Regions from separate parts of the Homo sapiens genome. Here region 1 is linked to region 2. A link is an interaction called in ENCODE POLR2A ChIA-PET data of the cell type or tissue named here. Cell type or tissue: PC-9. All regions are shown on one strand. Links, peaks and the distances in the headings refer to the core of each region. The heading gives the core; the rest is flanking DNA.

Region 1 (2,823 bases), core at 161-2,660, 52 kb after region 2:
CCCATAAAAGCCTTTTTACTTGTAAATAACACTATCTTGTTTTCCATCTCAAATTTCTTCTCCTGTAATTACACAATATTTGGTTTCCCCTTTTTAGGCAATTCAAATTAAAACTTATTTCATTTCATAATTACAAACATTCATTTTGAGTAAAGACTAATCTGACGGGAATTTGGTTCCAGTGATATTGTAACCCAGACTTATAATAGCAAAGCAATCCATCTCCTGACTAATGTCTTGGAATCTTTTACAACTCTACCCCGGCTAAACATTTGCCTTTGGAAAGTTTTATCCTTTTCCTTGAAATAATAATGCTTTATTAAGAGCACAGTGTGATTTGAGTTTTTTAAAAATAATGATTTAAATCAAAGACTTCAAGATATAAAGAATTTAAAGGGTGAGCCATTCTACCCTCTTAGTTTTGGGTTATTTTATAACTCCCATGAGCTTTAGAGTGGAACGTTGCTTAGAAAAATGTTCATTATTAAGTTAGGTTTCAACTGTTTCCTGAAAAAAGGAGAAAGAAAATATTCTTTGTCTGGGTATCATAATAGGTGATAATTTTGAAATACTAGATAAAGTATATGTTATTGCTATTCCGAGTATAGATAGAGTAGAATAAGATCATGGCTGACTGATCATTTAGGCATAGAGAGTTAATATCTAGGAAAACACAGTGTTCATTAAAATGAGAGAAAAACATCACATGGAGTGTTTGCAGAGTGATCATTGCTTATCTATTAATGTATAAAAACCACTCCAAAACATGGTGGTTTAAAACGATGCATTACGTTGATTACAATGATTCATTCCTCTCCTGTGTCCTGGGGGTTGATGAACTCAGCTGGGTGGTTCTTGCTTATTGGGGTACCTCATGTGGTTGCAGTCAGATAGTTGCTGATGCGGAGACATCTGAAGCTTCTATTCCTTGTATGTCCAGCTTTGAGGCTGGAACACCTGCAGGCTGTTGGATCTTTCTCTCTCCAATGGTCTCAATGTGTGGCTAGCTTGGTCTTGTGCACAGCATGGGGGTGTCTCATGTTGTGAAGAAGTGGAAGTAGTAGTCCGTTTTCTCATATGGCAGCTTGTTTCCCTCCTGAGGAAATGCTATAAGAGACCAAGGTAGGGGCTGCAAGGCTTTTGTGAGCCTGGCTTTGGAATTCCTGGAGGATCACTTCTGCTTCATTCTGTCCGTTGTGAGTGAGTCATGGGGCCAGTCCAAGTTCAATGGGAGGGGATTATCTACAGTCATGAGTAGAGGAATGCGTAGGTCATTGGAGGGCCACTTTGGAGACTGCTGACCACAATCATCAAGCAGTTGGTTCGTTTGCCTACTCAGATCATTTTAATGGGTGAAATGATCGCACTAAATCACAGATGTTTGTATTCAGAAGGATTTGAAGTTTGCAGGAGCAAAGGGAGCAGAGAAAGTTTCTTTGTTAGGTCTACCTCACAACTGTTTGAATAACCTGCAAGTGTGAGTGTGTGTGTGTGTGCATGTGTGTGTGTCTGTGTCTGTTTGGTGGAATTTTTGATTACTCTGACTATAGTTGTACAATTGACCCCTGAACAATGTGGGTTTAGGGAAACTGATCCCCTCACAGTTGAAAGCCCGCATATAACTTTGACTCTCCCTAAAATTAACCACCAATAGCTTGTTGACCAGAAGTCTTACTGATAACATAAACAGTCGATTAACATGTAAATAGACTGGTATGTACATTTGTCTTATGCATTCATGACATACCTAACCTTTTCTAGGCTCTGTGGTTCATCTTTGAGTTTTTTCAAATTGTTGCAAATCTTTAAAAATTTTTCCAAAATATTTATTTTAAAAAAATCTGTAGATAAATTGTCCCACACAGTTCATACTCATGTGGTTCAAGGGTCAACTATAGTTTGATTCAGAAGGAGAGAAATATTAAGTGCTTCCATTGTTCCAGGTTTTGTGCTACATACTTGAAGCATTTCATATAATTAGTGGTAGTTTAGTGGTCATGTTCAAATCCTTGGTAGCTTTGAAATTCACGAGGGCAAGTTACTTAACTTCAGTGGGCCTCTATTTTATCATGTGTAACATGTTCGTGGGGCTTTTGTTCATGGAGAGGAGCACTCAGTTCCTTTTGCACTTTCTCAGTATCCAATTTATTAGCATTATGAATGTACTAATCAATGAGTATTTTAAAAAATATAAAAGCTTAACATTCCTCTAACTCTTCATATACTATTTATACAACAAATAAATTAAAAGTGATGAATTTAACAAATTACATTTTCCCAAACATGTAAATAATTACCGGTTAAATCTAAGATTTCTAAATATTAATTAAAATTATAAGTCTAACATCATATTCTTGTAAATGTTTTAAACACTTTAGAAAGCAGACAACACTCATACAATATTAATGTGTTTATAGTACTAATCAAGAATCTTACATGAAAACCTGGTATAAAAATGGTAATATATCTATTTGTTTCTTCATTATCTCTGTTCTAATTTGGTTTGCTTTTCACCTGGTAGATTGATTTGGTACATTTACTCATCTGGAGATTTAGATGACCTTCCCAGACCTATTGATGTCATGGATACAGGTTAACATTTTTGTTCCCCGTCCCTTCCCTCAATCAGAGCTCCTAAATCCCTACTGTTATGATCTGAATGTATACCCCCAAAAAACATGTGTTGGAATTTAATGGTGAATGTTGACAGTAGTAAGAGATGGAGTCTTTGGGAGATGGTTAAGTCATGAGGGTGAAGCTGTTATTAAAGGGCTCGAGGGAATGAGCCCTTTAATAATACTCTTTTGTCATGTGCGGACACCT
Region 2 (2,823 bases), core at 58-2,557:
AAGCAACAGTGGAGATCCAAAGGTGGGGTGAAGGGAGGTTAAGGGGCTGGATGAATTCTCTGAGACACATTAGCAGCCACACATCCTCTAAATAGGGTGTCTGCTGCCTTGGTCTTGGGTCTGAAAGTTGCTGGTTCTGTCACTGAAGGGAGCTGTTTGTGAGGGAAGCCTTGGGTCTGCAGCAGAATACACTCTGAATCATCACAAGGAAGAGAATAAGGTGAGATTGTTTAGTTGTTGGGTGTGTGAGGGCTCTGGGAGATGGTCCAAGGAAATCAGAGAGTATTAGCTCAATGTGTATGATTTGCTCCAGATTATCTTAGGCATTGTGGGTGACACATTTTCGGGCACTCTGTAGTATTAAACCGCATAATTTCAGATATGTTCAGATATGTGGTCTAAGCAGTGCTTGAAATCCCCCTCTAGAGGGATTCTAGACTATGTTCCACTACTTTATTGTAATGTAAACCATGGAGGTATTACCTGGGCCCTCAGAAATGACTTCTTCCTCTGTAAGTAATGAATAATCCCACTCTGATAATGTGTATGTAGGTGCCTTATAAACCAGTGAAAGCTGTACAAATACGAGACTTGGTTGCAATGAAAAGAAGAGTGAAAACACCATGGAAATAGTGGATGGTTGTAGATGGTACAGCATGAATGTGGCTACCAGGGCATGAAACCCTTCCAGGGCAGAGTCTCATTGATGGCAGGACCTTGACGAGGCACCGTCTTCCATATTCAGAAGTTTAAAGTCTTCAGATTTGGAGATACTCAGATTGATTTTTGTCAGTTAGTTCAGAATGATCAATCCCTAGAGGACTGACCCAGGATACTCAAACTCAAAACAGACTGATGTACACCAGATCACCAATGGTTTATTCAAATGCTTTCCAGTATTAACATTCTAAGGTGGTTTATTTTTTTTGGATTTTGTGATAATCTTTATCCTGTGATTTAACGCATTTCACTGGTAGCCTTAGTTTGGATTAAAGCATGTAACTCAACTTTTGTATCTTTTAGGCTTGGAACTAAAGCTCAACTCCAAAGATTGTGGAGCAAAGAGACAAACGTAGGTTAAATAACTCTCACATGTTACATAAGATTTCAGGGAAGTGGAATAGAGAACAGGATGGAGACCTCCCGAGTGCTTGGTTTTACCATTTCTTGGGGGAGACCTGGTATAAGAAACTAATTTTAGACCTCTTTTTACTAGTCATTGTTCTCCCATTAAGTGGCTTCAGAAAATGCCCTTACACAGCCTTGATTCAGACTTTTACAAGGTGTTGGTACATTTTTTCAGAATACAATTGGAGGAATAAATTTGGCTTGCCTGTAATATTATGGGCAAGAGTCTAATACTAATACTAATATTAGACTCTTGGCATACTGATTTGTATAAGCTCCCCCATCTACCCTGGTTGCCATTTGGATGCCTACCTGACCACCACTTTCACATTTCTCCATGGATCAGGTGGGAAATATAAAATCTAAAATATTTACCAATTACCTCTTTACTGTGGAAAATGTGCATAGGATTCCTCAGAGAAAAAGAAATGAACTACTAAAATGTTAAAAACATGAAACTAGATTTTCTTTAGTTTGCCCCAGGAAACACGAGGGACTCCTTCATGAGCTAATTTAATAATATGCCAGCGGTCTGCATCTATGTGTATATTCAGAAACTCAATACACTTTCAGAGGGAGGCTCCAGCTGAATTGGTTTTTGATAAGACATTTTAAGGGAATATTGGGGGCCAGGCAAGTGACCGTCACCAATCTTTTCAAATCAAGAAGGTTATTCCCATTGATGTTTGAAGGATCAGGTTGGAAATCTCAGTCTACCCTACATGGCTTTGATGACCGGCCAGCGCTGTGTTTCCTCCACACTGTGACCAAAATTCAAATTAATAACAATTATATCGTATAGCACTAGTAATCTGTAATAGTCTACAAAAAATTCCTTGAAGAGTCTGGGAAGTAAAAATGATCGTTACCCTCTGTTCACAGATGGGGAAACTCAGAAAGTTTCAGTCAGAAAAAGAGCTAGACTAAGACCCAGGCTATCTGATTATGGACTTTGTATATATATATATATATATATATTTGAGACAAAGTCTTGCTCTGTGACCCAGGCTGGAGTGCAGTGGTGTGATCTCAGCTCACTGCAACCTCTGTCTCCCAGATTTCAAGTGATTCTCCTGCCTCAGCCTCCCAAGTAGCTGGGATTATAGGCACACACCACCATGCCCAGCTAAGTTTTGTATTTTTAGTAGAGACGGGGTTTCACCATGTTGGCCAGGCTGGTCCCAAACTCCTGACCTCAAGTGATACACCAGCCTCAGTCTCCCAAAGTGCTGGGATTATAGGCGTGAGCCACCATGCACGGACTGCACTTTGTATTTTTATTTATTTATTTTTTTGGGATGGAGTCTTGCTCTGTCTCCCAGGCTGGAGTGCAGTGGTATGATCTCAGCTCACTGCAACCTCCGCCTCCCGGGTTCAAGCGATTCTCCTGCCTCAGCCTCCCAAGTAGCTGGGATTACAGGCGCACGCCACCATGCCCAGCTAACTTTTTGTATTTTTAAGTAGAGAAGGGGTTTCACCATGTTGGCCAGGCTGGTCTCGAACTCCTGACCTCAGGTGATCCAACTGCCTCGGCCTCCCAAAGTTCTGGGATTACAGGTGTAAGCCACCATGCCCGGCCCACTTTGTATTCTTAATCGCATTTTATCTGTTGGGGGCCAGATGAAAACACTCTTTAGGTAAATTTACTTAAAGGAAATCTAATCCAAATTCACAGAAAATATATTATTTACTTTA

The links. Peaks named below come from ENCODE experiments on the same cell type or tissue, not always from the same donor. Only the 100,000 strongest peaks of a DNase experiment are listed, where the experiment ranks them.
Region 1: POLR2A ChIA-PET joins it to region 2 with 13 read pairs; 2 of 35 experiments call an interaction of 5 or more read pairs at or near these places.

What each region holds. Positions count from the first base shown.
Region 1 is chr2:220,227,604-220,230,426 of GRCh38, forward strand. All of the region lies in intron 2 of LOC105373893 (a long non-coding RNA gene), which reads left to right. Among named protein-coding and RNA genes, the nearest start is that of MIR4268, 320 kb to the left of the region's middle. In PC-9, for the core only: no CTCF peak of the experiment used is centred there; DNase peaks (open chromatin) are centred at 848 and 1,248; H3K4me3 peaks cover 1,989 bases; H3K27ac peaks cover 2,500 bases.
Region 2 is chr2:220,175,937-220,178,759 of GRCh38, forward strand. All of the region lies in intron 2 of LOC105373893 (a long non-coding RNA gene), which reads left to right. Among named protein-coding and RNA genes, the nearest start is that of MIR4268, 270 kb to the left of the region's middle. In PC-9, for the core only: no CTCF peak of the experiment used is centred there; no DNase peak of the experiment used is centred there; H3K27ac peaks cover 111 bases.